Linked DNA regions of Homo sapiens: region 1 is linked to region 2. The links are chromatin loops, found by intact Hi-C in ENCODE. Cell type or tissue: mammary epithelial cell. All regions are shown on one strand. Each heading gives the region's core, and the rest is flanking DNA. Links, peaks and the distances in the headings are about the cores only.

Region 1 (10,532 bases), core at 1,001-9,000, 57 kb before region 2:
GAAAATGAGGAAATCTCCTTGAAGGCAGAACAAAAGAGACAAAAAGATGGAAAATGAGATAGAAAAGATATGAAAATGAGATGAACACACGACATTCAATAACCAACTAGTTAAGGAATTGCAGAAAAATGGAAGGGGAGAAGAAAATGGACATGTAATTATCAAAGTAAGAATTTGTTTCCCAGAACTGAAGAATGTGGATCCAGATGGAAGGGTTCTATAGTGTCCAGGACAATAAATGAAGAAAGACCCAGTCCAGGGCACAGGATCAAGGTGAAACTTCCTGTTTGAGGTTGTACTGCATACAACCTCCTAAAAGCTTGGGTGGTCGTGGGGCACTCCCAAAGAATTGAGAGCAAGAATGGCATTGAGTGAGGTGCAGGGCACTCTACCTTCCTCCTTCATAGCTGTGCACCCTCAGATTCTGTATTAGGAAGATCCTGAAGATCATCTTTCCTCTTCCTCTCCTGTCCTCCAATTGTCACAATCCTCCCATCTCACCCCTTAGCCGGGCCCCAGCCCCTGCAGGCTTCTAGCTTTCTTCGGGTCTTCTCATCCTGTCTTGCCCACCCTTACCCTCAGGGCAGTTCCTGAGCACTGAGCCAACCAGGGCTTGGAAGAACTCCCTTTCCCCACCCCTGGAGGTGCCCATCATTTCCTTTCTCCCACCCCAAGTGACTTTCTGAGGCAGATGTTTCCTGCCCTCAGGCGAATGCTGCATCAGTGCCCAGGCAAGCCCAGGAGTTGACATTTCTCTGCCCAGCCATGGGCCTCACCCTGCTCTTGCTGCTGCTCCTGGGACTAGAAGGTAAGGTTCAGGAGGAGCTGCAGCTCTGGGCCCCATATGCTCAGCCCCATGTCCAGGAGTAACGTGTTATTGTGAATGCCACACCCATACCAGCAGCTGGGCTGGGAGATGCTCCCAGCTCCTGCCCAAAATTCCCACCTCCTTTCCTTCCCCAGGTCAGGGCATAGTTGGCAGCCTCCCTGAGGTGCTGCAGGCACCCGTGGGAAGCTCCATTCTGGTGCAGTGCCACTACAGGCTCCAGGATGTCAAAGCTCAGAAGGTGTGGTGCCGGTTCTTGCCGGAGGGGTGCCAGCCCCTGGTGTCCTCAGCTGTGGATCGCAGAGCTCCAGCGGGCAGGCGTACGTTTCTCACAGACCTGGGTGGGGGCCTGCTGCAGGTGGAAATGGTTACCCTGCAGGAAGAGGATGCTGGCGAGTATGGCTGCATGGTGGATGGGGCCAGGGGGCCCCAGATTTTGCACAGAGTCTCTCTGAACATACTGCCCCCAGGTGAGTTATCCTAGGCCAGCTACCACCCCTTAGACCTACCCTCCCCACCCCCGCCTATTGCCAGGGCTCATGGGTTCTTGAGGAGTGGGGGCCCCTGGGGAGGAGGCATTCCAAGGAGATATCCTCTTGACAGCTCTGCAGGGAGCGGAAACCAAACTGGGTGGGAAGTCTGAGATAAATCAGCTGAAAACCATCCCTTTCCCCCTTCCACACTACTGCGCTTCCCCACAGGAAGGCATGTCCTTCCCACTCCAGGGACTTGGCCTCTTCTTCCAGCATTTTCAACATACTTGATGCTAACTTATTTTTTAATTAGAAATATTTTAAACAATGTTGAATCTGAGTGTATAAAACCAGAATTAATTTTTGTAGCTTCCAGTGTTTTATTCCTGTAATAGCGGGCTTGATGGCTTAAGAATTATGGAATTCATACCTTAATTAATTTTATAAGTCTTCACAGGCCATCTAGTATGTCTCACCTACAAGTAGGTACATTCAGTGCCTGAACAACTTCAACTCCTTTCGTTTTAAAAATGGAAAAATGTCATTAATATTTTAAGCCAATATTCTTGACCCTATTTTCAGTATTAAAGACACTGTTTTTGCAGGTTTCATTCCCACAGCCCATAACTTTTCTAGTATATAAGCATTTGTTAAAAGAAAATTTTAAAATATTAAAAACTTGGGTTTTTTTTTTTAAGAAAGATAGGATGTTCTAAAAATAAAAAATGGTCAGCTACCTGAAGCACAGACAGCCACTCCTTTTCTTTTATGGATACTGGCCATTTTTTCACCTTTAGGTCTTCCTTTTCTCATATTTTATGCCCAACCCCCAAATAATAAAATTAAGTAGAGCATTTTCCCTTCCCTTGTTTTTTGTTTTGTTTGAGACAGGGTCTCACTCTGTTGCTCAAGCTGGAGTGCAGTGGCACTATCGGCTCACTGCAACCTTGGCCTCTCGGGTTCAAGTGATTCTTGTGTCTCAGCCTCCCAAGTAACTGGGACTACAGGTGCCCACCACCATGCCCAGCTAATTTTTGTATTTTTAGTAGAGACGGGGTTTTATCATGTTGGCCAGGCTGGTCTTGAACTCCTGACCTCAAGTGATCTGCCCGCCTTGGCCTCCCAAAGTGCTGGGATTGCAGGTATAAGCCACCACCCCTGGCCCCTTCCCTTGTTTTTTTTCCCTCTAAATAAGAGGGTAGACTATGTTGTCATTAGAATCCTTCTCATCTCAAGCCTGTGGTTATTGTTTTATATTATAAATATATTGTTAATCCTTGTCATCCTTTGCCCTCCTCATTCCTTGACACTTTGAGTTACTAAATTCAGGTTCTAACTCACTAAAAGGCAAATTGTGACAAGATGAGACTCCCTGGGAGGAGCGTCAGGGAGGCAGGGACCTGGGCCCCTGACCTGCTGCCATGGGGCAGGTGCTGTGGAGGATGATGTTCAGGCAGGCAGGTGGCGCGTAGCATCCAGAGATGATGTGGCTTGCGGCTCAGGTGAGCATTTAGCTTCAGAGAAGGTGGTCAAAGGCAGCCTAATAGGCACCAGGAGGGCAGGACATGTGCCACAGCAACCCCAGTTCCTGGTGTGGCATAGGATGGGGAGTAGGAATGGTGAATCTCTCAAGAACAAGGCAAGGCCCCATTCCAGTCGGTCTGAAAGGACTGGCCAGGTTCCTAAGACAAGTCTCCAGGCCCAGAGAAACCAACCCCAAGTCCTGCAGCCAGAAGTCAAGCACATCATATGGGTGACAGAAGCCTTGTCCTCAAACTGAGTCTCAGGATCCCAGCAAGGCTCTCAGCAAGGGTCAGTTGGTTTGTGTTGCATCACATGAGGGCCCACCCAGATTTTCTTCAGTCCTGAGGGCAGAGCTTGGGCTAGGGTTGCAGGGTCACAGGTATGTGAGGAAGCCCCATTTAAGACCCATGAGATCCAGGAGCTATGTCACCATTGAGGATGAGAACTGCAGAAACCTATTCGGGTGGGAAGGAGAGGTGGGTACAGATCATCCAGTAGGTGTTTTTACACAGACTTAACAGCTTGATAAGGCCAGAGGGGTGAGGGGTAGAGCAGGTAAAAGGGAAGAAATGCAGCAGGAAGATGGGGGGAGCTGGTGGTAGAGGGAAAAGTGGGTGTAGTCACAACCAGGTAAAGACATAAAGAGCCAGTGCCATTTCCTGATCTGTGGAGTGACAGGCCCCTAAAGAACATCCCAGCCTCCCCTTTCTGTGTTTCTTCCTGGGGTCCTCTCCTTCCTTGGCTCCACTCCTCCAGTCCCTCAGACCTCAACAGGATATTGAAGCCTGCCCATATGGGCATGCACTCATTAAATGTTTCCTTCTGACTCCATTCCTGGCCTGACAGAGGAAGAAGAAGAGACCCATAAGATTGGCAGTCTGGCTGAGAACGCATTCTCAGACCCTGCAGGCAGTGCCAACCCTTTGGAACCCAGCCAGGATGAGAAGAGGTACTGACAGGATTGGATTTGGGAGGCCAGGAGAAGGGTGGTGGTGGAGACAATGACTTGTTTAGAGCTCCAAACTAAATCGAAGGGGAAAACCTATGATTCTTCCCACCTCTGGGGAACTTCTGGACAGACAGACAGACAGATACATACTTCTCTGTCCTGGGTCAGCAATGGTGCCTTCATGCTGGTGATTCTTCAGCCAGGATACCTTAATGAGTCCCTCTTCTGCCCTACCTCAGTCAGCTCCCCTCATTCTATTTCATCTCCCTCTCCCAATCAAGAATGTAACCCTTCTGTCACTGCTCCAGGGCTCCTGGCCAGCAGCTCCCCACAGGCTTCAGGTCTAAGCCTGCCTATCCCTTTCTGTTCCTCAGCATCCCCTTGATCTGGGGTGCTGTGCTCCTGGTAGGTCTGCTGGTGGCAGCGGTGGTGCTGTTTGCTGTGATGGCCAAGAGGAAACAAGGTAGGTGGCTATCTTCCTATCTCAGCCTGGCCCTACCATTCCAGTATCAACCAGTTGTGCAGATGAGGCCAGGAGTCTAGGTCCAATCCCCCTACAAATGGATTTGCCTGGGCTTAAGTCTCAAGGCCCCCATATCCTAGAATTCCCAGGGCTGAGGGATGGAGGGGAGGGAAGGAGATTCAATGGGAGCAGTCTGCAGAAAGACAGGAATTAGAAAGGGTAGGGCAATGCAATGGGAGGAAAGGCATTGGAGAAGGTGGGGAAAGGGTCTCGGGAGGTAGGCTGAGCGCTGAGGTGGGTTGAAGGGAGCTCTGGAAGCAGTAAGTGGGTGGGGAGATTTACGGCAGGCTGGGGAGATGGAAGGGGTAAAGGTTTGGTGGTGGGAGTGGGGAAGGTGAGTCTGCAGTAGTGAAGAGGTTTCAGAGGCTTCTGAAGGAAGGGAGTGAGGGAAGGGCTCTGAGCCAGCCCCGGAAGCAGACTATGCTGCTGTTGTCTGTCCTGCCAGGGAACAGGCTTGGTGTCTGTGGCCGATTCCTGAGCAGCAGAGTTTCAGGCATGGTAAGAGGCCTCTGCAGGCCCACAGCCAAATTCCCCAGACTTTCCATTCATCTCACTCACTGAGAGGTCCTAGGATGATGGGGTGGAGAAAGGACTGGGACCTAGTTGGGGTCCAAACCCTCTTCCTAAATGCTGTAAACTTGACACTAATGGTCTCCCTTGGCATCCCACCCTCCCAGATTTGGGGAGAAACTTGGGGCTTGAAAATCTTCACAATGAAGCCCTCTTGCCCACTGATATACTCAGGATTCAAGAGATAGATCTAGTGTGGTCCTGGGCTTCCCACCAAAGGGAGTTCTGGGGCAGAGGGAGGCATTCCTGACTTGCCTGCTTTTGTTACAGAATCCCTCCTCAGTGGTCCACCACGTCAGTGACTCTGGACCGGCTGCTGAATTGCCTTTGGATGTACCACACATTAGGCTTGACTCACCACCTTCATTTGACAATACCACCTACACCAGCCTACCTCTTGATTCCCCATCAGGAAAACCTTCACTCCCAGCTCCATCCTCATTGCCCCCTCTACCTCCTAAGGTCCTGGTCTGCTCCAAGCCTGTGACATATGCCACAGTAATCTTCCCGGGAGGGAACAAGGGTGGAGGGACCTCGTGTGGGCCAGCCCAGAATCCACCTAACAATCAGACTCCATCCAGCTAAGCTGCTCATCACACTTTAAACTCATGAGGACCATCCCTAGGGGTTCTGTGCATCCATCCAGCCAGCTCATGCCCTAGGATCCTTAGGATATCTGAGCAACCAGGGACTTTAAGATCTAATCCAATGTCCTAACTTTACTAGGGAAAGTGACGCTCAGACATGACTGAGATGTCTTGGGGAAGACCTCCCTGCACCCAACTCCCCCACTGGTTCTTCTACCATTACACACTGGGCTAAATAAACCCTAATAATGATGTGCAAACTCTTAATGGCTGAATGGGAAAGGAAACTGCCCAAGTTTGACTAATTGCTTGGCCTGTGAATGGAAAAGACTCTGGTCTAAATTTTGTGCTGTATGATCTCCTGTCTCTCGTCAGTGGGGAAATGGCTTCCTTCCCTGGTCAGAACACTACAATGCAGTTTGATTCAAGGGACGCTGAAAAGTCTTCTTCAGAAGTATTTTTTGCTTATCTCATGATGCCTCCAAGTATAGATTCATTTGCTTGAGTCAAGGAAGCTCTTCTCCTTTCTGCTCTGCACCTTGTGAATATGTGACATGATGCGAAAGCATATGATAGGGCGGGGGTGGTGTTAGATTAATGATAAGTTAAAAGAGACCCAGGACAAATGGTGTGTTAGAAATGGCACTGGAAAGAAATAGGAATAAGGACAGAAATGGAAATAGACACCAAGTCTGTTCCCTGGCAGGACAAAGGATTTTCAAGCACCAGAAGACCTTTACAGACATCAGTCTTATCAGAGCTGGCTGTCTCTTAACTAGGTGGTCATCTGGTAGCACTGTTTCCTTTGGTCTAAACTCTGGAGCCCGGGAAGGGCCCCATGGAGAAATGAACTGAGGGGAGGGAAAAGGGAATGGTAAGGGAATGGCCATGGTCAAGTATAAATGAAAGCTAGTCCAGGCTAGGGCTGAAAGAGCCTTTAAGGACTTGCCAGAATTTCTTCTGAAACTGTTCAATTTGAAAATATAGTCATTCCTCCATACCCATGGGTTCTGTATCCACAGATTTAAGCAAGCGTGGATCAAAAATATTAGAAAAAAAGAAACATTAGATATTTCTTTAAATATTAGAAAAAAATGGTTATGTCTGTACTTAACATGTACAGAGTTTTTCCTTGTCATTATTCCCTATACAATACAGTATAACAACTATATAACATTTATATTGTATTAGGTATTTTAAGTAATCTAGAGATGATTTAAAGTGTATGAGGAGATGTGTGGTTATATGCAAATACTACACCATTTTATAAAAGGGACTTGAGCATCCATGGATTTTGTTATCTACAGGGGGTTCTAGAACTAATACTCCACAGATACTGAGGGATGTATGTATTTGCCCATATTGGGATGAAATGCTCAGTAACCCAGTCTTGTTACAATCACAAATAGCTAGGCATAAAGAGGTTTTCACCATCTGGAGGGGCCCTAAGCTTAGCCTAAGCACCTCAGGAAGAAGGACAAGCGGTGTGCCCTGGGCTCCAATTTGCCCACCAATCAACTAATGACTAGGGACTGCCTGCTGGGGAGTGGAGAGGTGGCAGAAAAAAGGGCAGAATAAAGACTAAAAAGAACCCTCTGGAAAAACTCACCATGGTCTAAATATATTTAGAGCTTTTTAGAACATGACAGAAGTAAAAAGTGTATTTTTACTTTTGAGTACAAAGGAAAATACTAAGAAAGATAACAATCAATTGAGTGGTGAGGAAGAGGAAATACAAAAATCCCATCATTGATCATGATAGGAAGTCTACGAATACCAACCAAAGTCATAGTTGTAAAAGTAACTTCTAAGATGAAAATACTGCCATTCAAAATTTTAGAGTAAGAAACACATGCAATATAAAGCAAAGCAAATGCAGGCAACATGGTGAGATGACCTCCTTATATCAGAACCTTTGGAATTCAGTTAAAGAAGTGCTCAGAGGAAAATTCACACTCTTAACACTTAAGCATCTTACTCAGTTAATTTTAAAAGAGAAAGACAATATAATACATAAAAGAACGGATTCTTTAAAATAAAATGAAATTAAAGAGACACTGTTAGGCAACTTAAGAAGAGTGAAATAAAAAATGACAAAGGAGAAATAACACAAAGACAATGAAAAAAATAATGAGAGTATTTTGTGCCAAAGCTGGGAGTACTGATGGAATGGGAATGATGACAAAGGGACCTGAAATAACTTTTTTGGTTGAAATGTTCTCTATCATGATTGTGCTAGTGATTACATAGGTATCTATATTTGTCAAAAACCTATCACTAAAACGGGTGCATTTCCCTATATGTAAATACTATTTTGATAAAGTTGGCCTAAAAAATAGTTGAAAGACTGTTGAGGAATAGTTAAAATAATTTTAGAGAGAAAAGAGCCCTTTAAAGAATGAACCAAACTCAGAAGCCATAAAAGAACTCACACATTAAAACTGATACATGGCAGAGTAAGAACCTCTGAAAATTCTCTCCTCCAAAAAGCAACAAGGCCGGGCATGGTGGCTCACACCTGTAATCCCAGCACTTTGGGAGGCTGGGGCAGGTGGATCACCTGAGGTCAGGAGTTCGAGACCAGCCTGGCCAATATGGTGAAATCCCATCTCTACTAAAAATACAAAAATTAGCCAGGTGTGGTGGTACATGCCTGTAATCCCAGCTATTCAGGAGGCTGAGGCAGGAGAATTGCTTGAACCCGGGCAGTGGAGGTTGCAGTGAGCCGAGATTGTGCCACTGCACTCCAGCCTGGGTGACAGAGCAAGACTCTCTCTCAAAAAGAAAAGAAAAAAGAAAAAAGCAACAAGAAACAAGAAAACTGGCAAATATATTCAGAATCAACTTTTTCAGAACTCTGGAAATTAACCAAAGACTTGCATCAATAGAGGGAATGTTTACTTAAGAAAAATGTCTTTCTCCCCATCTATCCGATTTAAAAGAGAACTTCATAGAGTAACAATTATAAATCTAAAGTTAAAATTATCTGTTTAACACAACAGAAGGTAGTTGATGAAGAGAGGAAAAAAGACATAAGACAAATAGAAAACAAATAAAATGGCAGGCATACATCTAACTTTATAGTAATTACATTAAGTGTAAATGGATGAAACAGAATTAAAAGGCAGAAATTGGCAGAATGGATTAAAAACACATGATCCAACTATATGCTGCCTATAGGAGAAAAACTTCAGATTAAAAAACACAAGTTGGTTGAAAGTGAAAGAATGTAAAAACATATACCATGAAAACTAGCTAAAGAGAGCTGGAATGACTATACAAATATCAGGCAAAATAGAGTTAAGACTAAAATTGTCACTAGAGACAAAAAGGATATCTTATAATGATAAGAAGGTCAATCCATCAAGAAGATACTACAATTATAAATATATATGCACCTAACTATAGGGTTTCAAAAAATGTGAGGCAAAAACTGACAGAATTAAATGAAGAAATAGAAAATTAAACCATAATAGTTGGAGACTTCAAAATCTCACTTTCAAAAATGGATAGAACAAGTAGACAGAAAATCAGCAAGGAAACAGTAGACATAAACAACTCAATAAATCAACTAGACCTAACAGACATTTATAAAACACTCCACCCAACAGCAGTAGAATACATATTCCTCTCATGTGTACATGCAGAATTCTCTAGGATACACTATATATTAGACCATAAACAAGTATCCATAAATTTAAAAGGATTGAAATTAGACAAAAATATGTTCTTTTACCATAATGGAATAAAATTAGAAATTAGTAACAGGGGTAAATTTTGGAAATGCATAAATATGTAGAAATTAAACAACATACTTCTAAATGACAGCTGTGTTAACGAAGAAATTACAAGGGAAATTAGAAACACTTTGAGATAAATAAAAATATAAACACAATATACCAAAATTTATGGGATGCAGCAAAATCAGTGCTTAGAATGAAACTTATAGCTTTAATCACTTACATTAAAGAAGATCTCAAAGCAGCAACCTAATCTTTTACCTGAAGCAACTAGACAGAAGAGCAAGCTAAAATCAAAGCAAGCAGAAGGAAGAAAGTAATAAAAATTAGAACAGAAATGAATGAAATGAAATAGAGAACAGAAAAATAATAGAGAAAAATCAACAACACCAAGAGTTGGTTCTTTGAAAAGATCAACAAAATCGATAAACCTTTTTTTAGCTAGACTAGCCAAGAAAAAAAAAAAAAGACTCAAATCAGTAAAATAAAGAATGAAATTGGAGGGAGAACTACTGGCATTAAGAAATCAAAAAGGATTATAAAGGAATACTATGAGCAATTGTATATCAACAAATTAAGATAACCTAGGTGAAATGAACAAATTCCTAGAAAGACACAAATTACTGAAATGGACTCAAGAAGAAATAAAAAATTGATCTATAGCAAGTAAAGAGGTTAAATTAGTAATTAAAAAAACTCACAACGAGAAGCCCAGGCCCAGATGGCTTCACTGGTGAATGCTACCAAATATTGAAAGAATTTTAAAACCTACCCTTTACAAATTCTTCTAAAAAACAAATGAGAAGGGAATTCTTCCTAACTCATTCTATGAGGCTAGTGTTACCTTAATCCAAAAAACAGACAAAGAAATCACAAGAAAACAAAAACAAAAACAAAAACACTACAGACCAACATCCTTTATCAATGGAGATGTAAAAATCTTCAACAAAATACTATCAAATATAATATAGTAACAAATAAAAAGTATTATACACCATGACAAAGTGGGATTTATCCCAGGAATGCAAAGTTGATTTCACATATAAAAATCAGTCAATATGATATTATACCATATTAATAGAACAAAGGACAAAAACCACATGGTCACCTCAACAGATGCCAAAAAAGCATTTGACAAAATCTGACACCATATCATGTCAAAAATACTCAACAAACTAGGAATAGAAGGGAATTTCCTCAAGATGATAAAGGCCATCTATCAAAAGCATACAGCACACTTAAAAGGTGAAAGACTGAAATCTTTCCCCCCAAGATTGGGAACAAGACAGGAATATTCACTCTTCACCACGTTTATTCAACATTGTACTAAAGGTTCTAAG
Region 2 (10,532 bases), core at 1,518-9,517:
TTTCTTTCAGTCTGCAGTTTATTCTCACAGTATGGATGCAATGAGAAAACCTTTCTGCACAAGGCCTATGGAGAAAACATGAAAACTGGCACCAAAGAATCAGCTGCCATGGGAAGAATGAAAATGCTCGCTTTCTAGGGCCAGCATTGTGCTGCAGGAGTGAAGCCAACATCCACCTCAAGCTTTAGTGGGTAACTTGGACTCTGTCCAGGACAGTGTGACTGACCAGTGCTTTCCAGAAATTGTCAAGGATCAAATCTCAGGCTTCTTCCTTTCAGTGCTTGTTAAAGGTTCTAGAGTAAATGTGAATTACTCTCTTCATCTTAATGATCCATTCCAGGTATCCATCCACTGGAGAATCGTGCTCTATGATAACATACGGGTATACATGCTCTCTCTCTCTCTTCCTCTCCCCCACTCTCTCCCACTAGGCTGAAACACATGAATCTTTTAGTTCCCCAAATGCTGTCACAAAGTCTATGATTGAAAATCTCTAGTTTGGCCCTTCCTTTAGGAGTATTACAAATCTCCTCAGTGCTTCAGCAAAGAAGTTGTTGAATAGTCTTGTTCTCTACTTAGGAAAGGCAGTTTCAAGGTTTAATAACCCTCTACATTGTCTTAGAAGTAGCCACAGCAAGTACGATGGTCCAGATGACCAGTCAACAGAGGGACAAGCAGGCCACAACTTTTCAAAGCTAGAAAAAGAGATTCGGCAATGTATATTTTTAGTGCTTGAGTCTTTTATCATTCTATCCCCAGAATTAGCTTTTTCTTGGCTAGAGTCCAGAAATATCAACCTACCATCTGGGCAGAGAGGAATTCTTATTATTACCACAGATTGGAAGAATGTATCTCAGGAATTTATTGTTTCCGTATCACAAGATAGAACTTCCTTGCCTGGAAGCCATCTCTGAATACAAAGCGTCCATTCAGTTAGTCAGTGTGAGATTCCCCCACCAGAGGGATAAATGCTGTCTAGATTCCATGGGAAGGAGTGGGCTGCTGCTTTCCTGATTGCAGTTTTGGTTGAGAAGGTTGTTCTTCCCTGCTGAGATGGCTGGCTGACTTCACCAGTCAAGGTAAGTGCTTTGTGTACTGCTGGGGTGGCATGTGTCTCCTTGCATCATCCGAATCCATGAAATGTCAATGTCATCAACAGTCTGAAATAGGTCCTGACTGAAAGAGTAAGACAAAGGCTTGCAACTTCAATTTGCCAGGCATCGCTGCAATTGTAATACTGAGCCACTTATTAAAAACTAAGTGGTTTCTGTCCTGTAGTAAAGGGCAGAATGTGATCATCAATGTCCCATTGGAAGAGTTGATCAATTTCCTGGAACAGTGAGAAACATGACCTTGATCAGCTCCATCACATGGCGTGGGGTTAGGACACTCGGATGATCTGTGTCATTGCTTCTTCATCGGCTTGGTTTGGATCCTAGAGACAAAGATGACATGATGATTAAAGTCCTTTGCAAAAGCAACAGGAACTCATGGCTCTCACTACTTATCCCCCCAAGAGAATACACATAACTTTACCAAGTAAATCAAAGGCTTGTAATACATCTTAAGTCTGCATACATGGCTTAAAGTGTAGCCCCATTAGGAAAGAAGAGACAATAAACCTTATTCTTAAAATAATTTAAAGTCTGGCCTGCACTCCATGGTGAAACACTGCAGGGCTGTTAGTGTATCTCTTTCCTAAGAACCTTGTGTTGTTCTCTATACTTAAGGGTTAAGAGTATTCAGATTCAGGTGTCTAAGGAAAAGACCCAGAGAAACCATGTCATGCTGTATTTTTGTCACTGTTTTTTGATCATCATTTAAATACTGAGTACTTAGCAGGGCTAGAAAGAATCATTAGAATCTATACACTTTAATGTACTCGTTTTACAGATAAATCTGAAGGCCAGATGGGTAAAGTGATTTGCGTGGACTAGGGTCAGGGTCAGAAAGTTAGGAGTCCAGCAAGGGCTAACTCCCAAATCTCCTGACTCCCATTTCATCTTCTTTCCACTAAACTCTATATGCTGTTTCTCACTTAAGACCTACCGTGTTAACACAAGGATAAATCCTTGGAAGCTTTTTGCAACACTCCGCAAGAACCACCTTTAGTTCCCCCATACCAAGGCTCTGAAGCCTTGGTAGGCAGGATCTGAGAAAAAGCTGAAAGCCTTCTGGAGATGGAAGACTGGAACTGGGTCTTGAACAATGAGCAAAAACAACTAGCATTTACTGAACTCACCATGCACTAGGTATGGTGCTACACAGATGCCTAATGTGGATTACTGAATGAAATCCCTACAACATTGCTGTGAAGTATCAACAGTATTCCACTTTACAGATAAAAATAAAAGAGGCTGAATTGACCAAGATCATATTGTTAGCACACAGAATGAGGAGAGTTCCTGGCACAATGCCCTCCTGCCACAATAGCTGTCAGGCCCACATTCATACACCGTTATGAATGAATAGCAATGAGAAAGGAGGGGCTCTCACACTACAGGTGAGGATTAATAGCACTGAAAGAGTTGTTAGTGTTCATGTGTGGGGACACTGAGGAAACCTAGTTTGATTGTTGAGGGGGTGATAAGGCAAAGTTGCTTAGATGTTATACAGAAATAGTTTGAGATTTGATGCAGTTAAGAAATGAGAACTATTAATAGCATGCATCCTTGACCTGGGGACTGGCAGGTTAAAAAAAACACTTTAACCATGTACTGTATAAGTACTATATAAGGCCAATTAGAGGAGACTGGAGATTAATTTGATGGATATTGCAATAGTGCAAGTGGAATGTGATGTTAATATAGAATGGAGTATCAGCAAATGGGAGGAATCTATTAATTCAAGAAACACTGATTGCTTGGTTCAGAACTGGATACTAAACCCAACAAATACATCTAAGTCAGTACTTAAATACAACTTACTTAAATAGAATTAAGTCCAATAAATATAACAGAGAACGAAACAATCCTCTACCCTCTATACAACTTACAGTCTAGTGAAGGAAACAATCTTGAAAAATTCAACAACTTAAATATTATTACACTGTAAAGAAAAGGGCCAAGTGCAATGGTGTGCGCCTGTAATCCTAGCACTTTGGGAGGCCAAGGCGAGAGGATCGCTTGAGCCTAGGAGTTTGAGACCTGCCTGGGCAACAAAGTGAGACTCCATTTCTACAAAAAATTTAAAAATTAGCTGGGCATGGTGGTGCGTGGCTATAGTCCCAGCTACTCGGGAGCCTAAAGTGGGAGGATCACTTGAGCTGGGAGGTCAAGACTAAAGTGAGCCATAATCACACCACTGCCTCCAAAAAAAGAAAAGATGTTGTAAGAACATACTGAGAGAGAAGAGATCTATTCTAGATAGGGTATTTAATTAAACCCAGACCTAACAGATAGGGAGATAGACATGCATGAAAAAGATAAAGGGCATACAGACTGAAAATTCTAAGGACAAAGACCCGTGGCAGGAAGTAGACCAATGAACAGTAAACAGCAGCATAGAGACCAAGAAGTAGAAATGCAGTTAGAGGTAGACAGGAGCTGGAGCATGTAAGGCTTTGCTGGGCATAGTAGTAAGCACTTTGGATGTCAGTCTAAGTGCAAATGGGAAAGGGTAGGGGTTGAAGGAGCTTGAGCAGAACAGGGACTTGATAGGATAAACATTTTAAAAAGATCACACTAGGATGTGGAGAGTAGGCTAGAGGGGAACAAAAGTGGAAGAAGGGAAACCAAATTAAGCAGCTATTTTATAAATCTAAGCCAAAGAAGAGAGGATTAGACCAGGCTCACATCAGTTAGAAGGGAAAAAAGTAAACATTCAAATTATATTTGTGATGGGGTAATAAAACCTGTTCAATAAAAATAAAACTTGTTCCTTGAAAATTAAGAAAAGTGTGATTTTCAAGAAAGAATGAATAGTAATAAGTGACAAAGACGAAGAGCATCTCAACCCTCCAAGTAGCTGGGACTACAGGCATGCATCACCAGGCCTGGCTAGTTTTTGTATTTTTTTGTAGAGATGGAGTTTTGCCATGTTGCCCAGGCTGGTCTTGAAATCCTGGGCTTCCCACCTCAGCCTCCCAAAGTGTTGGGATTACAGGCATGAGCCACCAAGTCTGGCCTAGTGGTTTTAAGATAAAAGATAATCTAAAGAGACATAAGATTGCATCCAGTTTAGAGAATGTGAGTAGTCCCAGAGTAGGAAAATAGCAAGAGGACACTGCTGAAGGCTTCAACTCAAGTCAATACAAGGTAATAAAGAGAAGAATAAAATGTATATGTCTTCCTACCTGCATATGGGGACTATCCTTTTCCTTTGGAGAGAAAAATCGTCCACCTTCACCACGCTTCCGTGCCATGGCATGACGGTGCCGAGACTCATGCAGGTATTTCTAAAACGAGAAATAAAACCATTTAACTATTAATACTATCCAGAACCAGCACAGTTATCTAGTGCACAAATTCCATTCTCCAAAGTTTAAGACAGCTGGGATCAAAGTCACAAGGGACAATTATGACTTAGAATGACGATGGAAGCTTTGGAGAAAACACCTAGTAAGTAATATAGCTAACCATATATAACTACTGTAAGACTGTGAATGCTTATAGTATGAATTTTTTTTAAAAAAAATAACAGACTACCACCTACACTTCACAATATATACACTTTCCTCTGCTTTAATAACAGGCCAAATTTCGTTTGAGCAAATGAGTGTTCAGTAAAAAGACTTTCCTAGCATTAAAGTTTATTATTATTATTTTCTAGAAACAGGGTTTCACTCTGACACCCTTGCTGTTGGACTGCAGTGGCATGATCATGAATCACTGCAGCCTTGAATTCCTCGGCTCATGTGATCCTCCTGCCTCTGCCTTCCAAGTAGGACTACAGGCATTTGCCACCACACCAGGCTGGACTTTCCTAGCCTTATCTGCATGTTAGGTGTGATCAGGTAACTAAATTCCGGCTAGTGGAAGGTACACAACTTCTTCAAAGTTTCCTTGAAAGAAAGGGTACCTGGCCGGGTATGGTGGCTCACGCCTATAATCCCGGCACTTTGGGAGGCCCAGGCAGGTGGATCACCTGAGGTCAGGAGTTCGAGACCAGCCTGGCCAACATGGTGAAACCCCGTCTCTACTAAAAACACAAAAATAAGCTGGGCGTGGTGGCGCACACCTGTAATCCCAGCTACTCAGGAGGCTGAGGCAGGAGAATCACTTGAACATGGAAGGTGCAGGTTGCAGTGAGCTGAGATTGTGCCACTGCACTCCGGCCTGGATGACAGAGCAAGACTGAGTCTCAGGAAAAAAAAAAAAAAGAAAGGGTACCTTTCTTGTTCCCTTTCTTCCTAGGCTGGAGCCTAAGCAGGAATCTTGGACCATGAACAGCACACTAGCAATATTAAAGCAGTGAAACAGGTCTTGAGAACTGTGAAAATGTGCTACCAGTCCAGGATAATTTATCTCTGGACTACTTTTATGTATGAAAAGGAATAACATCTTATTTAAGCCACTGTTTGTTTTCGTTATTATAACTGCAGCTGCATATTAGTAATAACAAATGCTAACTCTTACAAAAGAGACAACAAGTATCTAACGTCAATTGTTTGGAAGGTACGTGAGAAAACAAGCCATATAAAAGATAATTTCAAAAGTAGAACCCTGCTATTCTCCTTTCCTATATCCTTCCCAATGTTATACATACCCTTCTCTCCTTTGGAATTTTCCCTTCTGCCTCTAGTTTAGCTCGGGCTTGCCTCCTCTTAAGAATACGGTGGTATTGTTTGGCATTCACGTAGAGAGGCTCTTCTTCAAGCATCTCTGCTCCAGGTAGAGGGATTCTTTGGATAGCAGGCACAGAGCCAGCCCCAGGAACCATCTGTGTGAACAGGAAACCAGAGCTTATTGGTGGCATGAAGTATGGACATAGAAACAGTTTCTTGGTTCCTCTTCATCCATTTTTTTTGTAAATGCCACAAAAAGTAATTTTTATAGGGTACTTGGGTAAATGCGGATCCCTGGAGAAATTTATACTAAAGATCTGCACTTTAAACAAACACCCCAGATGACTGTGTCATAGGAGATTCAGGTGCCACTCTGAGAAACTATATAACCATGCCCTAATTCATGTCCACCCATGGCTCTAGATATTTCTGCTGCCATCTAATGGTCAGGAACAGTAGTCATAAGACAAAAAAACAGCACAAAAATAGATAGACCAAGTGCTACTAAATGCCTATATTTATAAAAATAATAGTTAACTTATAATTCAATCCTAATTTTTCTTAAAAAACACCAAAACACTGTACTAAATGTAGGTAAAAACAAGTAACAGAGTCCTGTACCCCACAGCTCTTTCCCAAATACAACCGCTTTGAATAACTGTATTGAATCTTTTATAAAAATTATTTATTTTTCATTCAATTCGTAGAAACGAGGTCTCTCTACATTGCCCAGGCTGAGCTCAAACTCCTGGACTTAAGCCATCCTCCTGGATTAGCCTCCCAAGTAGCTAGGACTACAGGTGCATGCCACTGAGCCAGGGTTGGTTCTGTTTCTTTTCATAGCTTCCTCCACCTCTGTGCAGACTTCTGTTACTCATTCTTAATTTATGCATTTTAACATCCTATTTTGACATATGAGGATTTAGCTTTCAGTTACACCACCCAAATCTTCCTATCTTCCCAATACATTTACATGACACTTTTTTTTTGGTTTCTCTATCAATTACAATCTTTCTAATTTTTAGCTTATTTCTTATTTTGTCCATCATGGGCAATACTACTTTCCACTTCTCAAAGATTAGTATATAATTCCCTTCGTTATTTGAATTCTGAAAAGAATTCCATAAAATCACTATTTATCCATTGCTTTATCTCCAGCATCTAGAATAGTCCCTGGTGAATAGTCCCTGGCACATAGTAGGTGCTCAGAATGAATTATGGTTTGTCATAATGTTATTGTCAAAGTAGATTACCGACAGTGCCTTAAGGATCGATCTCAATCCCAAGAGGTCAACATAATAAATTTTAGGAGGCATCAAGTTGCATGTTCAAGAAAATTTCAAAGACAAAGCTGAAAAATACATTTTCTTACCATGACCATCCCTCCTGAATTGACCACATTGCCTGCCACTGGTAGTGTCACAGTGACAGTCCCTTGCCCACTGCTGGTTGTGTTGGTATTGGCTCCTGTTTGAACAATCTGTGCTCCTGCCAAACTGGCTGCTGGGATAGTGATCATGCCTGAAACAGGGACTGTAACTTTAAGAAAACAAAACATAAAACAAACAAAAAACAGGCACACAGAACAGAAAGAAGGGAACATAGTTAGTCCCTCTTCTATCTGGTATACACTCACCGATCCTGGCAAAACACACTGAAAAACACAAGGGGAGAAAAAGTACTCTCCCACTGTGGTGTGCTATATATAATCTAAGTAATCACAATCTTTGAAATTCTATTAACTGTCTAGGTCCCAGTTTTGAGTAACTCTATCCTTAGCAGTTTTCAAAAGGTGAAAAGGTTTGGAGGCCTCCTCTTCTACAGGTCAGTCTGACTACAGCTATACCTACTGCTCTTGTACATAATGAGCAATCTGCTTCAGGACAGAGATTTTAAAACTTATACTTTGTTTATCTCAAACTGACAATGAGTCAGTTGTAGTATTAAAACTTAAAATTAAACCAAGCATTCCAAGTCCCCAGACTATCAATAGCAGCACTTGAGGATTTGTTCACCATTCTGTTTGAGCTCTTGCCTGGGCTCAATCCAGTTCAGGGCCTCCCTGGAGTAATACAAGAGCACACAGTTAGTGCACTCTCTGGATCCTGTATATTGCAAATTTGCAATCACAAAGTCATGGAATCTAACAAAGATGTCCTTTTTTGATTTAACTATTTGACTAACAGGTGCTTCCAAAAGCCTTCAAGTTCAGTTTCTGCACTCCTCCTCCCAGACCAAACATCTATTATTTATGTTATCTATTCCTAGAACATACTTCCATGAGGGCCCTGCATTGTATTTATTTGTTCACGTCTTTCTTACTAGACTAGAGGCTCTTTGAGGACCCTTCTTAGTAAAAGTGCTGTATACATAATAGTCATTTAAAGTAATGGAATGACCCAGAAAAAAACATAAGCAGCAATAGCACTCTAAAGCCAACTTGATTTTTGATCTATTTCTCTCTTTACCAATGAACTCCCTATTTCTATTCTTCTGTTTAGAAACACTTCTTCCCTAAAAGCTTACACAATCCCTAGATTAGCAACCACTATAGAAACTGCTACACATGGAATCACTGTTGGTCACAGATGGTGACAAGAAACCAACAATCAATGGAGAGCTAGAGGAAATCTTTTTTTTTTTTGTCCAAAAAATATGTAGTGTCAAGTTCACCACTCAAATTCTAAAGATGTCAGTTGTCTAAGGGACAAAAAAGTTGCCCCAAAAAGTCCTAGGGAAGCTTATGGGTACACTTACCTTGCTGGAGAATGGTGCCATCTGCATTAACTGGTTGATAGACGATGGTCTGCCCTTCAGCAGTCTGTGCCACTTGCTGTCCCTGGACAGCAATCTGCTGCTGTGTCTGGAGGAAATAAGTAATGACACAATTCAACAGATCCCAAAGATACTAACAAAGAACGATGTAGTCCTTAAAAAAAAAAATTATTTTTTTGAGACAGAGTCTCACTCTGTCGCCAGGCTGGAGTGCAGTGCAGTGGCGCAATCTCAGCTCACTGCAACCTCCGCCTCCTGGGTTCAAGCGATTCTCTGCCTCAGCCTCCCGAGTAGCTGGGATTACAGGCATGCGCCACCATGCCCACCTAATTTTTGTATTTTGACGGGGCTTCACCATGTTGGCCAGGATGTTCTTGATCTCTTGACCTTGTGATCAGCTTGCCTCGGCCTCTCAAAGTGCTGGGATTACAGGCATGAGCCACCGCGCCCGGCCAAAAATATATTTTTTTATGGTTTTCATCCCCTTTTCTACTATACATGCTATACATGAAATATCTGACTCAGTTATCTGACTCTTCCAAATCAGTTTTGCTCCTGTGTGACAGAGCTAGTGGAATTACCTGAGTCTGGCCAGCAGTGACAGCCGTCTGGGGCTGCTGGATGATGATCTGCTGGGTCTGGCCCTGCTGGCCCTGCACCTGCACAGCCTGTCCACCCTGGATCTGGATCTGTCCAGGTGGGACCAACTGTATCTGCAGAAAAGAACATAAAAAAAGGATTGTACTCTACTGACACTGGTCTCCTTTGGTCCCCGAGAGTTATCCACATTTCTCTAGAAAGCAGAAAATGTTCTGAAGAGGAAAAAAGAAGTCCTGCTCTGCCCTCCATTATGAAGTAGACACAACTTATTTTCCATTTATGAAACAAATAGGGAATTTCGACACTGTCTGGATACCTGATATTAACAAATCAATGTCGGTTTTTATGAAAGATAGCAGTGGTATGATTATATATATTGAAAAGCATGCATATTTAAAATACACTCTGGGCTGGGTGTGGTGGCTCACGCCTGTAATCCTTGCACTTTGGAAGGCCGAGGTGGGTGGATCACTTGAGGTCAGGAGTTCGAGACCAGCCTGGCCAACATGATGAAACCCTGTCTCTACTAAAAATACAAAGATTAGCCGGGCATGGTGGTGCATGCCTGTAATCCCAGCTACTTGGGAGACTGAGGCCGGAAAATCACTTGAACCGGAGGCGGAGGTTGCAGTGAGCCGAGATCACGCCACTGCACTCCAGCCTGGGCGACAGAGCGAGATTCCGTCTCAAAAAAATAAAAAAATAAAATACACTCTAAAGTGCTTTATTATTATTTTTTAATCTTGCCATTTTGGTGAATGATGAAGTACTTTTTTACAGAGGAAATACTATATATATTAAAAATGCTGAAAGCCGGGTACAATGGCTTATGCCCATAATCCCAGCACTTCAGGAGGCTGAGGCGAGCAGATTAGGTCAGGAGTTCGAGACCAGCCTGGGCAACATGGCAAAACCCTGTATCTACTGAAAAATACAAAAATTATCCAGGCATGGTAGGACATGCCTGTGGTCCCAGCTACTTGGGGAACTGAGGTGGGAGGATCATTTGAGCCTGGGAGGCAGAGGTTGCAGTGAGCCAAGATCCGCACCACTGCATTCCAGCCTAGGCAACAGAGCGAGTAACTGTCTCAAAAAAACAAACAAAGAAAAAACCCAAAATGTATTCTACTCTAGTCAAATGTGACTGCAGCCCAGGACAACACCTTGATAAGGGCCTTGAGAGGACCTTGAAAGAATCCAACACAGCTGTGTCAGGATTCCTAACTCACAGAAACTATAAAATAAATTTTTTTTTTTTTTTTTTTTTTGGAGACGGAGTGTCGCTCTGTGGCTCAGGCTGGAGTGCAGTGGTGTGATCTTGGCTCACTGCAAGCTCCGCCTCCTGGGTTCATGCCATTCTCCTGCCTCAGCCTCCCGAGTAGCTGGGACTACAGGCGTCCGCCATCACGCCTGGCTTAATTTTTTTTTTGTC

What was found. Hi-C counts contacts between places; a loop is a spot of excess contacts. Peaks named below come from ENCODE experiments on the same cell type or tissue, not always from the same donor. Only the 100,000 strongest peaks of a DNase experiment are listed, where the experiment ranks them.
Region 1: a loop joins it to region 2, with 10 times the contacts of the local background. A loop is called at or near these places in 4 of 110 quality-filtered maps.

What each region holds. Positions count from the first base shown.
Region 1 is chr6:41,144,522-41,155,053 of GRCh38, reverse strand. It overlaps TREML1 (triggering receptor expressed on myeloid cells like 1), which reads left to right and starts at 707. Exons shown (of 6, transcript NM_178174.4): 1 at 707-808; 2 at 964-1,296; 3 at 3,670-3,772; 4 at 4,147-4,235; 5 at 4,741-4,793; 6 at 5,136-5,717. The coding sequence starts at 766. The coding sequence ends at 5,450. In mammary epithelial cell, for the core only: a CTCF peak has its summit at 4,190; no DNase peak of the experiment used is centred there.
Region 2 is chr6:41,088,260-41,098,791 of GRCh38, reverse strand. It overlaps NFYA (nuclear transcription factor Y subunit alpha), which reads right to left. Exons shown (of 10, transcript NM_002505.5): 5 at 9,082-9,213; 6 at 8,483-8,588; 7 at 7,098-7,264; 8 at 5,707-5,880; 9 at 4,295-4,396; 10 at 1-1,435. The coding sequence ends at 1,382. It also overlaps a transcript of OARD1 not described here. Among named protein-coding and RNA genes, the nearest start is that of NFYA, 21 kb to the right of the region's middle. In mammary epithelial cell, for the core only: a CTCF peak has its summit at 6,153 (motif pointing left); no DNase peak of the experiment used is centred there; H3K27ac peaks cover 1,110 bases.